Linked DNA regions of Homo sapiens: region 1 is linked to region 2. A link is a loop called in an ENCODE intact Hi-C map of the cell type or tissue named here. Cell type or tissue: mammary epithelial cell. All regions are shown on one strand. Links, peaks and the distances in the headings refer to the core of each region. The heading gives the core; the rest is flanking DNA. Region 1 overlaps TMTC3 (transmembrane O-mannosyltransferase targeting cadherins 3). Region 2 overlaps LOC124902978 (a long non-coding RNA gene).

The links. Hi-C counts contacts between places; a loop is a spot of excess contacts. Peaks named below come from ENCODE experiments on the same cell type or tissue, not always from the same donor. Only the 100,000 strongest peaks of a DNase experiment are listed, where the experiment ranks them.
Region 1: it touches region 2 in a loop (2.5-fold over the local background); 3 of 110 quality-filtered maps call a loop at or near these places.

Annotation. Positions count from the first base shown.
Region 1 is chr12:88,179,520-88,190,134 of GRCh38, forward strand. It overlaps TMTC3 (transmembrane O-mannosyltransferase targeting cadherins 3), which reads left to right. Exons shown (of 14, transcript NM_181783.4): 11 at 9,324-9,427. Among named protein-coding and RNA genes, the nearest start is that of TMTC3, 43 kb to the left of the region's middle. In mammary epithelial cell, for the core only: no CTCF peak of the experiment used is centred there; a DNase peak (open chromatin) is centred at 6,662; H3K27ac peaks cover 611 bases.
Region 2 is chr12:88,388,779-88,399,393 of GRCh38, forward strand. All of the region lies in intron 1 of LOC124902978 (a long non-coding RNA gene), which reads right to left. Among named protein-coding and RNA genes, the nearest start is that of KITLG, 190 kb to the right of the region's middle. RefSeq lists an enhancer at 234-333. In mammary epithelial cell, for the core only: a CTCF peak has its summit at 4,799 (motif pointing left); DNase peaks (open chromatin) are centred at 3,023, 4,433 and 4,733.

The DNA.
Region 1 (10,615 bases), core at 1,824-9,823, 210 kb before region 2:
TGAGCTGGTAAGTATTAATGGCATTATTTTCACTGGAGCCAGGAAAGGAGGTTGCTGAGTCTGTCCTGCAGACTCTGGCTGAGTGATGGATGAAAGAGGTATGCTGACACAGGTATTTTGCCTGACAGTGTGGCTAGGAGACTGCACAGCTTAGCACCGCCAATGAGAGAGTGCAGCAGCCACCAAGAGAGTGCAGCCCCCGTAAGCAGGCCCCGGTCGCATTTATTTAATACAGATTTAATGACACAGGCTTGGAGCAAACACAATTTGTGGGTAATAAACATTGTCAACCCCCGGAGTAGAGAGCAGTCCTGTGCGCAAATGATCAAAGATTGGTTTCTGGAGACAGGAGTAAACAAATTTATCTAGATAAGTTCCTTTACATTCCCTTGTTATCTACCCTTTGCTCTCAGGCTCTGGATAAGAGAATCTGGCTGCCTTCAGCCATAATTCTCTTCTGAAGCTTTTGCAAAACCTCCTGGCCTTCCAAAAAGATTTGCATCTTTCCCTATAACTTTTTCTTACAACTTTTCCCACTACCCTGACCGAACTCCTACATCTCACCCTTTTCTGTTTTTTGCATCAGGTTTTGTTGATTGAAGAGTACAGATGTGTGCAGCAACAGGTTTGTCAGGCACAGCAGTTAACACTCGTATTCCGGCTTTGCATCCTAGAATTAGTAAATAACATAAGACAAACATGAGTATAATCAGTAATATTCTTTTCCAATTAAGGAGTGACATGTAGTGTTACTTGGCACCTCAGTCCAGTGTGTGTCATTACTAAGGAACCCCACTGGGGGTATGTTAATCCCTCCTAGCCAAGCAGTTACGTTATTAGAGGCCGGGAAGGGGGTGTCTGCCCAGGTAACAGGGTGAAAGAAAGGCGGATTTAGAAGATGGGCCTAATAGAGAGTAGCAGGTACAGATAGCAGGAAAAGTGAGAGAATAAGAAAAACCAATGTCCTATGAGAGTTGTAATGTACAACAGAAAGCATAGTAAGGAACAAATTATCTGGAGTGAATGGTGTCTGTGTCCAGAACAGGATTCCCTCAGCCTCCTGAGTTATCTTCTTCAGCATCCCGCAGGTAATGTTTGGGGCTTGTGTCATTCAAGAAAACCGCATCTTCTGGGGCTGCAGGTGCTGCAGGGTCGTTTCCTTCATTTCTGGTACCAGGTTGGGTCCTAGCGACACCATAGTATGGTTTGATGCATCATGCTGGAATCCATAGAGGACTTGAGGGGGTGTGAACACAAGCATATTCTCTTCCCCATGTCAACAAATCATTTGGACCACACCATACATTACTATTTACATCTTTCCATAAAACCACAGGTTTTATGTTTTGAAGAACTTTAGTGAAATGCTTTTCTATGGCTGATTGAAATTTATCATCTAAATTTTAAAAATTAAGGGTAAATAAGGCTTGTGCCAATAGTGTTGCAGGATCCTTACTCATATTCCCCCTTTTTAGTTTCTTGAGCATATTTTTAAGGGTAGAGTGGACACGTTCTACTATGGCCTGTCCTTGAGGTTATAAGGGATACCTGTGGAATGTTGGATGTTCCACGTGTGACAAAATTGTTGACATTGTGAGCTGGCATAAGCCAGACCATTATCAGTTTTAATTTTTGTGGGCCACCCCATAAACACAAAAGTTAAGAGAAAATGTTTAATAACATATTGGGAGGACTCTTCAGGAAGAGCATGTGTGCTAATTAGGTGAGAATTGGTATCAATGGATACATGTATATCTAAGTTTTCCAAATTCAAGGATGTGAATAACATTTGTTTGCCATAACCGATTAGGTTCTAGTCCTCTAGGGTTAACACCTGTTGAAGGAGGAGACATGCCTGTGAGTTGGCAATGTGGGCATTGTAAAATAATTTGTTTAGCTAGTCTTTGGGTAGGTTGAAATTGTTTAGTTAAGTTTCTTCAGTTTTGGTGGAAAAATTGATGCAATTGGGTGGTTTGGTCAAGCAGTGACGTCATAACTTGCAGGTCTGCTTGTTCATTGCCATAAGCCAGTGGGCCAGGCAGTGAGCTGTGGGCTCGAGTATGTGTGTTAAAAATAGGATATGTACATTGATCCAGCAATTGCTGAAGTTGAAGAAAAAGTGTACACAGGTGGGCTCGAGAGTGGACTTAATGAGGGCTGTCTTAAGCTTCTGTAATAAATAGAGTAAGCAGAGTCATTAACAATATTGATAAGCTGAGCAGAAAAGGTCTCCAGGGCCAATATTAAGGCTCCAACCTCAGCTCTCTGAGTGCTGGTAAATCCAGAACAAGTGAGGGAATTATGCAGTTTCCACCAAATAGCCACTTTTCCATTTTTACCAGAGCCATCAGTGAAAAGCGTTAAAGCATTGGGTATGGGGGAGTGAACTACTTGTGTAGACACAACTACAGGAGTACGAGAAAAGAACTGAAGTAGTTTGTCAGCAGGAAGGGCATGCTCTGCATGGCCTGCATAATTAGAGAGTGCTATCTGAAGATCTAGAGATAGGGGCAATATTGCTTCGAGTTGCTTTTTACTCAAAGGAATTCTTATGACATCAGGGTCATAACCTAGAAACTGATTGCATCATCTGCAGCCTGTATAGGTGACTTTACTAACTAGCTGGATATAGGGAGATAGTGTTTTAGTCCCAGTACGTGAGCAAAAAACCCATCCTAGGAAGCATAGCCCTGGGGCTGTCTGTCCTATTAATCCTGTTGGGGAATGTTTAGTAGGGAAAACAAACAATTGAACTGAATATTGCAGGTCTGTGCAATCTAGTTACCTCTGAGAAACAGCTTGCTCTATTTTTTCAATTTCCCTTTTTGCTGCAGGAGTTAAATACCTGAGAGAGTCTAAGGCTGTATTGCCCTTTAGGATAGAAAACAGGTTATGTAACTTATCAGTAGTTATGCCCAAGATGGGGCAAAGCCAATTAATATCGCCCAGTAATTTTTGATAATCATTTAAGATATGCAAGTTGATAGTATTTAATTTAACCTTTTGAGGTCTAACTGACCAGGAAGTTAGTATGTATCCAAGATATTTTCAAGGAGAAGACAATTGTACTTTTTCAGGTGCTATGACTAAACCTCTTAGCTATGTATTCTTTACGACAGAGGCTTATAAACTTAAAAGTACTGGCTCCGTTGGGGATGCTAGTAAAATATCATCTATAAAATGAATAATCTTGTATTTAGGAAATTCTTTTCTACTTGGGAGCAAAGCCTGATTTACATGATACTGACACATGGTAGGACTGTTCAGCATCCCTTGAGGAAGCACTTCCCAATGAAATCAGTGAGCTGGCCTTTCATTATTGATAGCTGGTATTGTAAACACAAATTTTTCTCTGTCCTGTTCTGCAAGGGGAATAGTACAAAAACAGTCCTTTAAGTTCATAATGACTACAGGCCAATCTTGAGGAATCGCCACGGGGGAAGGGAGACCCTGTTGAAGGGGCCCTATAGGTTACAAATTAGCACTGATAGCCCGTAAGTCATGCAGAAATCTCCATTTGCCAGACTTTTGGGAAATGATGAAAATGGGCGAATTCCAAGGGCTGTTTGACGGTTCTGTATGGCTGGCTTTTAATTGCTCCTCAACTAATTCATGGGCCAACTAATTCATGGGCTCTTTGTAATTTTTCTCCCTTTAAAGGCTACTGTTCTACCCAAATAGGATTTTGAGAGAGCCATGTCAGGGGGAGGAGAGGAATAACAGTGGCCATTATTAGAAAGAGGTCTGCAGAATGACCTCAGTTAACCCTCTCATAAATGGGCTAGCAGCTGTTTTCTTTAATGCTTTTCCTTATCTCTTTATAAGTGCCGAAAGTAATGAGTTCATATACCCCATTGCCTTGTTGATCTTGCATTGCCAGGCAGGCTAAGAGCTCCCCTTCTAATGCTGCTACCTAAGACAGGGTCCCATAGCTATAGTGTATCCCTTGTCTTTCTTCCAATTTATTGGAGGAGGGGCCTCAGGCAAAACCTCTGTTTCCCCTTTGGTATTTTTGCCCTTTACTGGTGGGGCTGAGGGAGAAGGAGGAGGCGGTAAGGTAGGTGACGGTTTCTCCTCCCTTCCCTTTTTAGGTTATTCTGTGTAGTGCGGGACCAAAGCAGCCCTAACTAAGGGCCATAACATTAGAGATGCTACTGGGACCTGATATCCTTGGGCATGATGTTAAGATTTCTCCACACTTGTTCTCAGAGCCCTATGTCTAGCATACCTTCTTCTGGGAACCATGGGTTATGGGAAACAGCAGTTTGCATTATGTCCCTTAATTGAGCCTGCGAAACTGGGGCTCCACTAGCTTTAAGCAGCTGTTTCAGTACTTTTATATACTGTTTCTGTTGAGCTGACAACCACTGTCCCATGATGAAACCCTAGCCTGAACAATTCCCTCGAACTTGGAAATCCCAAGCGGGCACCAATGACTTACTGTGCAGTCTCTTAACCTTCGTTTTTGAGGGTTCCATCGCAATCCATTGCAGCCTTCCTCACACGGGGCACCACCTGCCGAGTCTGTCCCACAGACTCTGGCCGAGTGATGGATGAAAGAAGTACACTGACACAGGAATTTTGCGTGACAGCGTGGCTAGGGGACCGCATGGCTCAGCACCACCAACAAGAGAGTGCAGCAGCCACCAAGAGAGTGCAGCCCCCCTAAGCCAGCCCTGCTAGCATTTATTTAGTTCAGATTTAATGATAAAGGCTTGGAGCAAACACAATTTGTGGGTAATGAACATTGTCGACCCCCCAAGTAGAGAGCAGTCCTGTGCATGAATAATCAAAGGTTGATTTCTAGAGAAAGGAGTAAACAAATTTATCTAGATAAATTCCTTTACATTCCCTTATCTACTCTTTTCTCTCAGACTCCTGATAAGAGAATCTGGCGGCCTTCAGCCATAATTCCCTTCGGAAGCTTTTGCAAAGCCTCCTGGCCTTCCAAGAAGGTTTGCATCTTTCCCTATAACTTTTTCTTACAACTTTTCCCACCACCCTGACCAAACTCCTACAGGAGGTGGCAAAAAAGTGATGTATAATGCAGGGAAGAAGGCTGAAAGAGAATGGATAGCAAATGGCTCTGTAGGTATATTTGTTCATTGGGCACGTATTTGAGAATTTACCATGTGTCAAGACACTGTTTTAAGTGCTGGGGAATCCAGAAGAAATAAAACAAATTTCCTCCCTTCGTGGAGTTTCCATTCTAAATAAAGGCATAAACATAAGTAAACAAATACACACCACATGTAAATATATATATATATACACACACACAAAATATATATATACACACACACATATGCATGCACATGTGTATTTATATGAAAGTGATAAAAGCTATAAAAAGGGCATAGAGATTAGAAATTTTCAGAGAAAGTCTCTTCGAGATGATAATAAACAGAGCAACCTTCGCACATATACTCTGGTGTAATTTTAAGTATCACTGGCTATGCAGAAAACAGTGAAGAAAAGCAGGAAGATCATTTAGAAGGCTTTTGCAGTAACCCAAAGACATGATTGAGTTGTAATTTTTTAATAGCAATCTTGAAGTACATGTGACATACAATAGACTATACATGTTTAAAATACATAATTTGATAAGTTTCGGCATATGTATATTATCTGTGAGACCATAATTACAATTAAGATACTGAAAATATCCATCAACCCCTCAAATTCCTTGGATCCTTTTCTGATACCTCCCTCTTACCCCTTTTCACCCCAGCCTTCTCTAAGCAAAAGCTTTCTATCACTACAGATAATGTGCTTTTTCTAAAATTGTGTATGAATGGAATTATACTCTATGGACTCTCTCTTTTTTTTTTTTCTTGGCTTTTTTACTCTGCACAGTTATTTTGATACTCATTCATGTTGTTGTATGAATCAAAAACCCATACCTTGGTATGGCTGAGTAGTATTCCTTCACGTAGATATACCACAGTTTGTTTATCCATTTACCTGTTGATGGATGTTTGGATTGTTCACAGTTTGGAGCTGTTACAAACATGGCTGTTACGAACATTCATATACCAGTCTTTATGGATATATGTTTTCATTTCTCTTAGGTAAAAACCTGAGAGAAAAATGGCATGGTCATATGATTTCTGTATGTTTAACTTTTTAAAGGCTGCTAAATTATGTTCCAAAAAATGTATTTCCCACCAGCAGTATAGGAGAGCTCTCCTGCCTTTCTTAATTCTTCATTTGCTGAGAATTTTTAACACAAGTAAATGTTGGATTCTGTCAAATGCTTTTGTGCACCATTTGAGATGATGATAAGGTTTTTATTTTTTTTGTCTGTTAATACAGTGGATATCATCAATTGATTTCATAATGTTAAAACAACCTTGCCTTCAGTAATACACAATTTGATTGTGACTTATTATCTTTATTATATTTTATTTGTTAAAATGCTATTAGTAATTTTTACATCTATATTTATGAAGGATAGAGAGTTCCTAGGAGATTCCAGATATTTATAAATTTATTTTTTTAAATAAATTGATAATTTTGTGGACAGGAAATACTGAAACTCTACATAATTGCCTAAGCCATCAATGTGAGAATACTTCACTGTTGGGCAGCTAATATTTCACTGTTGGGCAGCTGTGTATTAGTCATACACAGTTGCCTGAAAACTTCCCAGCCACATCACATTTGCATCCCTAGGCAGGATGACTGAGATCATATGTGAACCAGTGTCTAATAACTACTGTCATTTCAAATAAATGGTGACTGTAAACCTGTGTACACAGGTGTTTGTTACTATTAAAAACACATGCAAACATTCATGCAGGTAAGTTGATAACCTTTAGCAGTGAGGTAAGTTCCCTTCTAAACAAAGTTCCTTTGTTTTCCTAGTGAAAATATGATATTAGAGATGTGAGGAGAGATAAGAAATGAAAGAGACTCAACTAGGATTCTGGAAAAATTAACTGATTATAGAAACCTAGTATTGACAAACTGAGACTACATTTGAGATTTGTGAGGTCCTCATTTACCATTGAATTAAAAGCTAGATTGTTAACTCATGCTGCTGTTGTTTTGGATAGGTACTGGTAAGAGTGGGCTTGTTCTTTGAAGTTCCTTTAGTTTCTTTAGTCATTTAAATGTCATTGATTTTTTACATCTTGCCTTCTTTTCTTACCTTTTGTTAATACTTAAATTTATCTTAAAAGTGATACTATTTTACCCTCTAGAATCTTAAAACTTTGTAAATTATAAAGAATTGCTTAGAAATTAGGTCTTTCATTTTATTAGCTGTATTGAGTGGCCTTTTTGATGCTAAACAATATCTAATTGCATCTCTGCTCTTTGAAAACATAGGGCTGCTATACTCTAGTGTCTGAAGTCTACATTAATGACAATATCTCCTGGCCTTAATTCTAAGAGCATGATTTCAATGGATAGTAATTCACCTCATTTTTTATCTAAGTATATAACCTCTTTCTTTTCTAACATTGGTTGGGGATAATTTCAATAACATTTTAAATACTCAGCTGGCATAATTACAGTTTTATTTTAACAAATTTTCAGTTTATTCTTAAATTCTTAGTGTATAATTTTTTCAGGTTCTATGTACCTTAGCTTTTCCTAAATAACATTCTGAGCTCTATAAACATATGGTATGGATTTATCTGGTAAAAAAAAAAAAAAAGATATAAAAGCAAAGACTACCCCATATTTTTAATTGACAATAATAGTACATATTCATGGGATATATAGTGATGTTTTGATACATATAATGCAAGCAAATACCCTGATCTAATCACTATACTGCATATTTTATATGCAATTGGATAATACAATGATTTTCAGCCCTGATTCTACATCAGAATTGCCTTTGACACTTTTTATGAACATATTTTTGCAGATTTCATTTCTGAACATTATGTTTTGATGGACCTAGGTGGGGCTGAAGTATCTGACTTTTTTTTAAACTACACAGGTATTCTGATTTGCAGCCAGAATTAAGAATGGCTAGCTTAAACGTTTTTTTTGCTTGACCCCTCCTGGCTCCATGAGACTCAGCAATACATCTAAAAAGAAAAAAATCTACTTCCTTACTCCTAAACTTATCTATAATCAAACCTGGACCGCATCTGCCAGTTTTTGTGCAGTGCACACAATTGCCAGCCTAAAACATTATATAGCAAGTTCTTAGGACTGTTACTCAGGGAATGCCCAAGATATATATGCTTGGCCCCTATGTGTCCTAGGAGTTGCAGGCAAAGAATTATTGCACAATTGCAAAATAATTGGTATCACAAGGCAAGTAGTAATCATAATGAACCTTTTCATGTATTTTAGTTCGTGTTGAGTATAAACTGTCTGATTTAAGATCTTCTACCTTCCTTCTATCATTATTCCAAACCTTTGAAATATTTACTGGCAAGTATATCTTTTTAAAAAGCTACTGTACAATGAATCCTCATCTCTTTCCTATTTCAGCTACATTTTTTTTCCTATCCCTGAATAAATTTGCTGGGATTTTTACTTTCCACATCAGAAAATGAGACATAAGTTCCTGACATTCTAAAATTAACACAACCTTTTAAAAAAATCTAAAATTAATTTTAAGGAGTTAATTATCATTTAAAAGAGCTGGGCCACTGCATCTTAAGTAATACTATTATCATTATGTTCCATTATACTCTCATTCTAGCCACAGTCACAAAAATTTTTAAAAATCGAATGGCAAAGTTTTTTTTCAGTCTCTTTGCCCCTGTTCCACCATGATGCATATTTGTTATAACACTTGAAATAATTCTAAAAATCCTGATGATTCATTTTACTTGTAGAGTTGAGCTGTACCTTTTGAGTGAATTCCTAAGCTATGAGATTAAGTAAATGGAAGCAAGCTTTAGTGTAGTAAAATACAATGAAGGAAGGTAATAAAAATTTCTTCATTACCTTTATCTCTGGAAGCAAGCTTTAGTGTAGTAAAATACAATGAAGGAAGGTAATAAAAATTTCTTCATTACCTTTATCTCTCTTATGTCTCAACTCTTCAAAAATCCATTCAAATAGTTTTTTCATGCCATGTATGTATTTTCTGTCTTTACATGCTTTAAGTAATTTTGTGTATACCATTGGTTTTAAGTTATAACAAGTTAAATTACAAGAACTTTAAGGAAGAAGCAGGACCTGTTGCCTGCTTTTGCATTTTTGCCTAGTGTGTTTGTTTCTGGAAATATGTCTTCTCATTAGTTACATTGAATACTTGTTTATATATCAAATACATTTAATCATTTCATTGAGTATATTGAATATATCAGTTGTATACTTGCCAACAAATGATTGTTTTAAAATTTTAGATGATATTGGTGCCCATATGAATGTAGGAAGAACTTATAAAAATTTAAATAGAACCAAAGAAGCTGAAGAATCTTACATGATGGCTAAATCACTGATGCCTCAAGTAAGTTGCCATAATTTATCTATTGTGTCATATCTATTAGATGTCCATATTGAATAGAATTATCTAGAAGGAAAATCTTTATCTTTTCTTCAGTTAGTTGATATAAAAGTAAGTTTTATAAAGAATTACATTTTTCTAGCTTACTTAATTTTTTTTTTTTTTTTGGAGACGGAGTCTTGCTGTATTGCCCAGACTGGAGTGCAGTGGCACGATCTCAGCTCACTGCAACCTCTGCCTCCCAGGTTTAAGTGATTCTTCTGCCTCAGCCTCCCAAGTAGCTGGGACTACAGGTGCCTGCCACCACACCCGGCTAATTTTTGTATTTTTAGTAGAGACAGGGTTTCACCATATTGGCCAGGCTGGTCTCGAACTCCAGACCTCGTGATCTGCCCACCTCAGCCTCCCAAAGTGCTGGGATTACAGGCATGAGCCACTGCGCCCGGCCGTAGCTCACTTAATTTTAAAAATTGTTTTTATAGTCCATTTGTAAAAACTAAATTCATAAAGTATGAATTTTAGATATTCTTGATTATGAGTTATCAGCAAGTTAATGACTTTAAATAAATATAATTTTATTTATGTATATTAAGCATACAGTTCAACATTATTCCTATCAAAAAATAAAGTGATAAAATTAGTAGATACATCTCTTACTATATTGTGTCCATCAGTTGTTAGAATAAGATTCATTAAATATAAGGTAGTATCGAAATTGGAAGATCTTACCCTATGTCAATTTTCATGTTATCAGCAAAATATTTCTGGGTTGTGACCGTAGGATAGTTAATTTATTCCAGAATACTAAGGACTCACTTGTCTGGTGAAGTTTGGAAATTAAACAGTCTGATTATTAAGTTAAGGTTTTTATAATACATAGTATATATGGATCGAGACTTCCAGTGAACACAATAAATTAGATATGATAAAAACCAATAACAAATACAATTTAACTGTTACAGTTAAGGATTAAAATAATCCTTAAAATGTCATACAGTTCAACTTTAAAAAAAATTAACTATCCTATCACTATTAATATTACTATAAATATTATTACAATTGAGAAAACTTCAGCCCAGCTTAAGCTATTTTTTCTGAGGACATAAGACTATGCCACTAATTTTACCACTTTGTTAAAAATAAATAATAAAAATGTAAAAGAAAACACACACAAAAATGTGAATAAAAATA
Region 2 (10,615 bases), core at 1,011-9,010:
TCAAGGTGCTTCCTCTTTCCATTGGTCGGGCTTGTTCAACCTGCAAATGGTAACTCCTTTGGAATTTCCCAGACTGAGAGAAGGCAATCCTTTGTCTGGTACCCACAAAAGACACCTATCCAAATATAGATGTCAAATTTCAATAGCTGTTCTTCCTAGGCAATCAGGAGAGTGGTTGGGGCTGGTAGTGGTGGATCCGAAGAGAGAGAAACCAAACCCACTTCTGACCAAAAATGGGCAGGCAGCTGCTTAGGAGAACTTCTGAAACTCTCCCAGCACATAGCAGCTGAGCCATGAGCAATGCATTCACAGTCAAGGAACAACAAAATTTTTTATCAAAATGCCAGGGGATCAGTGTAGGTCACATTGCTTGCTGTGCACAAAGCCAATGACTGAGACAATGAGTATTGCCAGGAAAGAAAAGCTGTAATTGGGTGATGTCAGCTGAGGAGATGGGAGGTAAATCTCAAAGGCTCCTCAACCCAACTAAATTCGGGGGTTTATATAACAGAGAAGGAATGTAGCTACATGTGGGGAAACAGGAATTAGAGAGGGGTAAGGAAGCAATCATGATGAATACAGGGTTTGATGTCTCATCTGGATGTGGTGATCTGATAAGTTTTAGTTCCTTGATACAGTTTCAGAGGCCTGAGTTTCAATTTCCTGAGGAAGAAACTTGGACAATGTAAGTTTCAGGTTTTAAGACCAGGAGAATCCATTTCTATGTTTATTGAAAAAGACCGTAAACTTCATTCTATGGGACAATTGGGCCAATTTTACTTTCTCACACAAGAGAATATTTGAATACAAAATGGTCTAGTTTCTGTTGTGTAGTACTATTAAGCATTGACTTTCAAATTCAAAGCTGAACATTATTATATTCCTAATGGGAGTTCTTTGCAAGAGTAAAAAAATTGGGGATATAGCTTGACTTCTGTCACAAACAAGTTTTATAAATTGGAGAATCTCACCTAGTCTATCTGAGGCTGTTTGAACATCTGCAGAAGAAATGGGCTTAATTAAGGGTTGTGAAGTTTGCTCCAGCTTTGCATTCTGTAATACATAATAAAGCTTCCTTTGTTACAGTTACTCATAGGGGTTCTTAGCATTCTTAAACATAAGATTTGTTATATGTGAAGATAAGTTGGTTTCTTAGAGTTACCAGACAGTTTTAATCCTAAAATCCATGCTCCCGAATCTGAGCATGGTAAAACATTATATATTACAATTATTGAATATAATCATGCAACTGATACTTTCTTCACCTGTAAGCCAATCATTAGCCTGTTTGCACTTAAATCTGTTCCTTTTCTCCTCCTGCTTTGCTGAGTGTTGCAGAGGCTGACCATAGTGATCTGTGTTTTCTAGGCTTCCCTGCTGTGGCAGCCACAGAGGGTAAGATGCCCTAAATGCCCATACCCCCTTCAAGAGTGACTCTGCCACAGGAAGGTCAGGACACCAATAGTACCCAGCTGTGGTGCCTTCAGGATCTGCCTTAGCTTTGGAGCTGAGGTCCCTTGCTACTTAGGATGCCCCCAACCTCAATGACTGAGCATGGAGGAATACAAGACCCCTCAATTGTAATCTATGTTCCAGAGTAAACTATTGGGCTGATCAAGTCTTTCTCAGAACTCTATCACAGTTGGGGCTCTCACTACCCAGTCCTTTGATCTGCCCCCATTCCTTTCATAAGCCTCATTTCAGTATCAGCTCTCAAGTCCTTCCCTACATACTCTTTTTCCTTCTCCACTTTATCTTTCATAGGCATTACCTCTATTAAACCTCTTGTACATCTAAATTCATCTTGGCATCTACTTCCCAGAGGACATGAATTATACATCTGTCAGTTGCTTCTGACTACCTTCAGCCAATGAGATATACTGTATGGGGCTTGCAGGGAGGAACCAAGAGTGACACTGGGGAACAATTTCTCTCTCTGCTACAGGAGGCATCCCAGTTGTGGCTGTACGTTCACCATGATGCCAGCTGCTGCCCCATAACCACTCTCTCTGTGAATCTCTGTTTCTGTCAAACTAATTAGCTTCTAGTATCCAATAATATTACCTTCTCCCAATGTATTCATGGGTATGAGTGGCTTCTTGCTATTGTTATCTTGTTTACCTCACTAGTTTCACTGCCCTCAATCTGGAAGATAAACATCTGGCAAAATAGGGTTCTTAAAAAGCACTGTTTTACAGAATACTTCGGCATCCTCCTGTTGCCGACCTTGGATCTGAGTCACTTGAAGGAAAGTCTGTTCTCTCTCTGTTCTCTAGCTTTCTAGTAATTTTCTTTCAAATTGTCTCTTGGAATTGGCTTTTCTAAGCCCAGCATTCTTGCTCTTCTGATAACAAATTCCCTCCCTCTTTTCTTTTACAAGACGTTCCTTCTCTCCCTAGTAGTGACCCAAATTGAAGGTATGGCATGAAACCTAACCTTGACCAACCAGAATCCTTTTCCAGGAACTGCTAGGGATGCAGAGGAGAGAGCAATCACCATTTGCCTTTGCCATCCTGTATGTACCGGGGTCTATTTTGTAAAAAGAGCCTGTGAATGGGGCCAACACCAATGGAGGCTGACCTAAAAAATGCCTGATAACATTTTTTATACTAAACTCCTGGATAAATTTGGAAGAGAACAATATTAATACAAAGTACAACCCAACTCATAAAACTCTCAAGTTGTAAAAGTCTTTTCTGACTGATTGAAAGGAAGTTTTGAGTAGAGTGGGAGGAAGGGATGAGTAGGGGGTTGTTGGAGATAAAGTTAATTTGGGTCACAGATATAAAGAATGAGAACACATCTTAGTGTCTGGATGGTTGCTGAAGATGGAGGGAACTTGGAAAACTGAAACCCAGCATATGTTGATTTATCTCCACATTTTCATTTCTGAGTTTCTGGCTCTTTCTGACACTTATGATGTCTGTGGCATCTATTCTTTTTATTACATTGTTACAAGTCTTTCCTAACCCTTTGAAGTCAGAACGCTTTGCTTTCACTACCACTTCATGCTGACATCTGTGACTAAGCTCCCTGGCTGCTTGGGGATTTTTTTTAACCAGATGTCATAAATTACAGAAATGGAGGTTGCCAAAGATTAAACTGATTATCAAACAAATAATGAAACACATTATTTGTGTTAGGAAATAAAATATATCTTAAATGTCTATGAAAGAATTGTTGAAAATGACATCTAAAAATCATCCCTGTTTTTCTTAATTTTTGAATGTGTTGCCTTAGGAGATGTTTTCTTTAACAACAGAGTCATATGGTTTAATGACATTGAACAATTTTTTTTTTTTTTTTTTTTTTTGAGACAGAGTCTCGCTCTGTCACCCAGGCTGGAGTGCAGTGGCGCTATCTCGGCTCACTGCAAGCTCTGCCTCCCGGGTTCACGCCATTCTCCTGCCTCAGCCTCCCGAGTAGCTGGGACTACAGAAGCCTGTCACCATGCCCGGCTAATTTTTTGTATTTTTAGTAGAGACATGTTAGCCAGGATGGTCTTGATCTCCTGACCTCGTGATCCACCCGCCTTGGCCTCCCAGAGTGCTGGGATTACAGGCGTGAGCCACCACGCCCGGCCGTCATTGAACAATTTACTCCATACCATGAACAGATAAATTTCTGACAGAATCTCAGCATCAACTGGAAATTCAGATCAGTAATTTTGTTTTCCAGGTTGCATAAACTTAAGTTAGGCTAGAAACATTCTTGTTCAGGTGCTCTCAGTATTCAGTACTGGGCTGGTCACCTATTATGCTTTAATTTTCTGTATGAATCCCTCATAAACTGTCATCTTTGTCCTAGACATAGTCAGAAAAGTAACATTTGTGCCACCAATAGAGTTCTATTTGAATCAACTAGGACTTTTAAAAGTTTCAGCCACTATTCTGCCCGGAGAATATCAGCTGTTATGTCTTCCCATCCTAGAACCCCTGCAAACATTCCCTAGAGCCCACTTTGACTGTGGCAACCACAGGAGACTGGCAAGACTGGGGAGCTGAGGTATCCCCAAAGATCTGGCTCTTAGCATGAGCTACCCATAGGGCAAGGGGCAATGCAGCCTGCCAAAGTGCCCCTTAGGACAAAGGAAACCTGATTGTGTGTTCTCCCCATCTGATAGCCCTCTCATGCTTGTGAGCAGAAGGTAACTGTGCCCATCCCAGTGAAGATGAGGGCATAGTGCTGATCTCTGAAAGGGAGGAATGTTGTTCTACTTCAGTAGACAGGCAGCACCAGTGGCCAGGAACAGATGTGAAGGTGGGGGGTCTTCTCTTGTCCCCCCATCCACTGCTGTGGATGCAGCCACAGGTTTTCCTACTGGGTATTGGAGTGGGTATACCTGGAGATAGCTTCTCCAGGACTATGTGGGGTTACTAAACCCCTACTGAAAGTGTGCCCACGAGCCCAGGCTTGCACAAAGGGCAGGATTCAACATCCTCTTCCTATGTGGAGTAATGGCATCCCTACAGCTGAATGCTGGCCAGCCACAGAGTTGTTTGGGGCTGAGGGAAGAGGTTCCACTCCAGGCCAATTCAGGGTAGCCACAGGATGTGCATTTTCTGCAGAATTCAGTTCCATTTAGCCTGGAGATAAAGGGCAGGGTCTATCTGAACTGAAGGCTGCAAGCTCTGGGACAGTGGTGTGATAGGGAATTGGATGGGGAACTGATACAGCCCCCTCCTTGCCACCTCTGAGGATACCTCAGAGCATTGTACCATGTGCTCTCTCAACCACCCCAGTCAGGGTAGGTGCTTCCACTGATCATTGGGGTATCTGGGAATGAGCCAGCTCTTACTTGTAAGTGCCACCTACAGGACTGAAAGTTGAACTGCATAATCAAAAAAAAAAAAACCCCACTTACAGAAAGGCATAGTGCTAGGGAATGAGATACGCTTCCTGAGATCTCAGCTCTTAGCCCCACAGAAAATAGTGAGCCAGTTCATATACCCAATGCATTGTTACAACAATCAGCACTTGAGAAAGCCACCACACATAGAAAAGCTATCTATAACCAAGGAATTTATACCAGAACCTTGGCCCCTTGAAAGCATCCAGAATTGAAACCAAGTGATCATATACAACATACATTACAGTCACACCTCAAGGGGAAAAATAAATAAAAATTCCCATCCAAACAAAAGAAAATTCAAAAATAAGAAGAGCAAGCTTCTCCAGATGAGAAATAATCATCATAGAACTCCTGCAGTACAAACAAACAAACAAACAAACAAACAAAAAACAACATTTCAACATCCCCAAAGGATCACATTAGATGTCTAGCAATGGATCCTAATCAAAAATGAGTTTGGATCCTAATCAAAATAAAAACTCTGAAATAAGAGAAAAAGTTCAAAATATGGATTGTAGGAAATCTCAATGAGTTCCAAGAAAAAGTTGAAAATCAACACAAAAAATCAGGAAAACAATTCAGGATATGAATGAAAAATTTACTAAAGACATGGATAGTTTTTTTAAAAAAACAGAACTTTGGGAAATAAAAAAATTATTGATGATATTACAAAAAATAGTTGGAAGCTTTATGAGTAGACTAAACTGAGCAGAAGAGTTTCAGAACTTGAAGACTGGTCATTCAAATTAGCCCAGTCAGACGAAAATAAAGATAAAGAAATGTTTAATAATGAACAAAGCCTTCAAGAAATATGGAATTATGTAAAACAACCAAATCTATGAGTAAAAGGCATTTCTGAGGGAGAAGAAAAAGTAAAAACTTTGGAAAACATATTTGACAGAATAATTCAAGAAAACTCTCCTGGCCTAGCTAGAGAACTAGACATTAAGATACAAAAGCTCAAAGAATACTTGGAAGATTCTCTGCAGGAAGAATCTCATGAAGGCATATAGCCATCAGACTATCCAAAGTCAAGATGAAAGAAAAAAAAAATCCTAAAAGCAGCTAGAGGGGAGCCTCTAATAATCTATAAAGGAAATCTCATTAGACTAACAGTGGACTTCTCAGCAGAAGCTTTATAAGGCAGAAGAGATTGAGGGCCTATTTTCAGCCTTCTCAAAGAAAAAAAAATGCCAGTCAAGAATTTATATAGTGCCAAACTAAGCTTCATAAATGAAGGAGAAATAAAGTCTTTCTCAGACAAGCAAATGCTAAGGCAAATTCATCACCACTAGACCAGCCCTACAAGAAAAGCTCAAAAGAGTTCTAAACATGGAAATGAAAGGACAATGATTTCCATAATAAAAGCACATGTAAGTACAAAGTTTACAGATCCTATAAAGGAATTACACATTGAGATTACAAAGCCAACTAGGTAACAACATTATGACAGGAAGAAAACCTTACATATTAATATGAATCTTAAACATAAAAGACTTAAATTTTCCACTTAAAGATATAGATAGGTCAATTGTATTTAAAAAAACAAGATACAACTGCTTGCTGTCCACAAGAAACCCGCAAAATAAGTGAAGGCCCATAAACTCAAAATGAAGGGGTGGACAAAGATATACCATGTAAACAGAAAACAAACAAACAGAAAAAAGCAGGAGTAGCTATAGTTATAACAGTTAAAACAGACTTTAAATAATCAATAGTGAAATAAAGCAAAGAAAGTTGTTACGTAATGATAAAGAGTTCAATTCAACAAGAAGATATAATTATTCTAAATATGTATGAGCCAACCACCAGAGCACTCAGATTTATAAAACAAACACTACTAGACCTGAGAAAAGAGATGGAGAGAAATAAAATAGTATTAGGGGACTTCAACACCTCAGTGGTAGCACTAGACAGATGACTGAGGCAGAAAATCAACAAACTCTGGACTTCAACGGGACTCTAGATCAAATGGACCTAATAGACAGTTACAGAACATTGCACCCAACAACCACAGAATATACATTTTTCTATTACTTCCCAGCCTTTTGGCTAAGATCAAGTACAGTATTTGTTCTTATCAGAATATACATTTTTCTTATCCATGTGTGAAATATTCTCCACAATAATCTATATGCTTAGTCATAATACAAGCCTCAATAAATTCAAAAAATAAAAATTATTTGAAGTATCTTGGATGACATCAGAATAAAATTAAAACTATACAAATACATGGAAATTAAGCAACTTGCTCCTGAATAAGCTTTGGGTAAATGATGAGATTTAGGTAGAAATAAAAAAAAATTGATATGAGTGAAAATAGAGACACAATATACCAAAACCTATAGGATACAGCAAAAGCAGTGCTATGAGAAAAGTTTATAGCATTGAATGCCTACATCAAAAAAGATTAAAAGGATGTCAAATTTACAACCTAATGTCATACCTCAAGGAACTAGAGAAACAAGAACAAACAAAACTTAAAGCTAGCAGAAGGAATGAGAAAATAAGGATGCAATGAATCATTAAATTAAAAAATTAGTTCTTTGAAAATTTAAACAAAGAACATGTAAAGAAAAGCAATCAGTAATCTTAAAAAATCTTCCAACAACAAAAGATCCAGAAGCAGAGAGATTCACAGTCAAACCTTACCAGACAAACAAAGATGAGCTGGTACCAATCTTACTAAAACTATTCTAAAAACAAAACAAAAAAAATTTGAGGAGAAAGGATTGCTCTCTAACTCATCTACAAAACCACTATCACCCTGGTACCAAAATCAGGAAAAGACACAACAAAAAAGGAAAACTACAGGCCAATATCCCTGATGAGCATAGATGCAAAAGTCCTTAACAAAATACTAGCAAACTGAATCCAACATCACATAAATAAGATAACATATCATGATCAAGCCAGTATTATTATAGGGATGCAAAGGTGGTTCAATATACAAAAATCAATAAATGTGTAAAAAAATCAATATGTGTAAATTCACGTAAACAGAATTAAAAACAGAAAACATGATCTTCTTAGTAGAGGCAGAAAAATCATTCAATAGAATATTTTCTTTATGATAAAAACCTGCAACCAACTAGGCATCAACAGAACATACCTCAAAGTAATCAGAGCCATCTATGACAAACCTATAGCCAACATCTTACTGAAAGTGGAAAGGTTGCATGCATTCTCCCTAAGAACTGGAATAAGGCAAGGATGTCAACTCTCACCACTCCTATTCAGCATGGTACCAGAAGTTCTTGCCAGAGCAATCAGAGAAGTGAGAGAAATAAAAAGCACCCAAATAGGAAAAGGGGAAATCAAATTATCTCTGTTCGCTGATGGCATGATCTTATACTTAAAAACTCAAAAGACTCTAGTATTTGTTAACTGACTCCAGTAAAGTTTCAGGATACAAAATTAACACACAAAAATCAGGGCATTTTTATACTCCAATAATGTTCAAGCTGAGAAACAAATCCAGACTCAATCCCATTTACAACAAACAGCACACACACAAAATACCTAGGAATACATTTAACCAAGAAGATGAAAGGTCTTTTCAAGGAGAACTACAGAATACTGATGAAATAAGTCATAGATGATGCAAACAGAAAAATATCCCATACTTAAGTTTTAGAAAAATTAATATCATTAAAATGACTATATGGCTCAAAGCAATCTACAAACTCAACACAATTCCTACCAAATCATTAATGTTACTTTTAACAAAATTAGAAAAAAAATTCCTAAAATTCATATGGAACCAAAGTAGAGCCTGAATAGCCAAAGCAATACTAAGCAAAAAGAACAAAGCTGCAGGCATCCCATTACCTGATTTAAATTATACTATAAGACTATAGTAACCAAGGTAGCATGGTACTGGTTTAAAAATAGACACATAGGTCAATGGAAGAGAATAGAGAACCCCGAAATAAAGCCACAAACAGCTAATTGATCTTCAACAAAGTTGACCCAAATATACTATGCTTAAAGGACATCCAATTCAATAAATGTTGCTAGAAAAATTGGATAGCCATATGCAGAAGAATGAAGCTGGATCCATATCTCTCACCATATATAAAAATTATCTCAAGATGGATTGAGACTTAAACGTAAGATCTGAAACTACAAAAATACCAGTAAAAACCTACTAAAGAGAAGAAGAAAGAAGAAAACCTAGTGACAACTCTTCTGGACATTGGTATTTATGACTAAGATCTCAAAAGCAAATGCAACCAAAACAAAAATAGGCAAATGGAACTTAATTAAACTAAAATGCTTCTGCACAGTAAAAGAAATAATCAACAGTGAAACAAGCAGCCTATAGAAAGGGAGAAAATATTTGCAAACTACTCATCCAGCGAATGTCTAATATACAGAATCTACAAGGAACTCAAATAACTCAACACGAAAAACAACAAACCTCATTAAAAATTAAGCAAACGACACAAACAGACATTTCTCAAAAGAGCATATTCAAGTAGCCAATGAACATATGAAAAAATGCTCAACATTACTAATCATCAGAGAAATGCAAATTAAAATCACATTGAAATATCATCTCACACCCATCAGGATATTATTAACAAGTCAACAAATAACAGATGTTGGCAAAGATGTGGCATAAAAGGAATGCTTCTACACTGCTGGTGGGAATGTAAATTAGTACAATCTATATGGAAAACAGTATGGAGATTTCTTAAAGAACTAAAATTAGAACTACCATTAGACCCAGCAATTCTACTACTGAGTATCTACCTGAAGGAAAATAAATAATTATATCAAAAAGACATCTGCATTCTTAATGTTTATGACAGCACTATTCACAATAGCAAAGTATTGATATCAATCTAAGTGTCCATCAATGGATAATTGGATAAAGAAAATGTTATATAGATACACAATGGAATACTACTCAACAATAAAAAACGATGAAATCCTCTCTTATGCAGCAACGTGGATGGAGTTGGAAGCCATATCCAAGTAACATAACTCAGAAACAGAAAATCAAACACCACATGTGCTCACTTGTTAGTGAGAGCTAAACAATGAGTACACATGAATATACAGAAGGAAATCATGGGGACTTCAAAAGCAGGGAGGGAAGAAGGTGAGTTAGAGTTGAAAAATTACCTATTGGGTACAACAATATTATGTTTTTGTTGTTGTTGTTGTTGTTGTTGTTGTTTGTTTGTTTTGAAACAGAGTCTCGCTCTGTTGCCCAGGCTGGAGTGCAGTGGCACAATTTCAGCTCACCACAACCTCCACCTCTCCTGCCTCAGCCTCTCGAGTAACTGGGACTACAGGTGTGTGCCACCACCCCCAGCTAATTTTTATATAAATATTTTATATAGATAATAGATAGCTAATTTTTATATAGATAATTTTTAGTAGAGATGGGTTTTTGCCATGTTTGCCAGGCTAGTCTCGAACTCTTGGCATCAGGTGATCTGCCTGCCTCAGCCTCCCAAAGTGCTGGGATTACAGGCGTGAGCCACCGCGCCCAGCCACTATTATGTATTATATCCATGCAACGAACATGAACATGTATTCCCCGAATCTACAAAAATTAAAAATATATATATTTGAAGAAATATTTGAAAAATAATTTAAGATAATAGAAGTAAGAAACAGTAATTTTATTATGTGTCACATAACAATGTAAAGACATTTAAAATCTAGTTCACATGGGATAACCAATAGAGAAAATACTTTTTTTCTAGTAAAATACATACGCATACACTTACACAGAACTAGTCTACT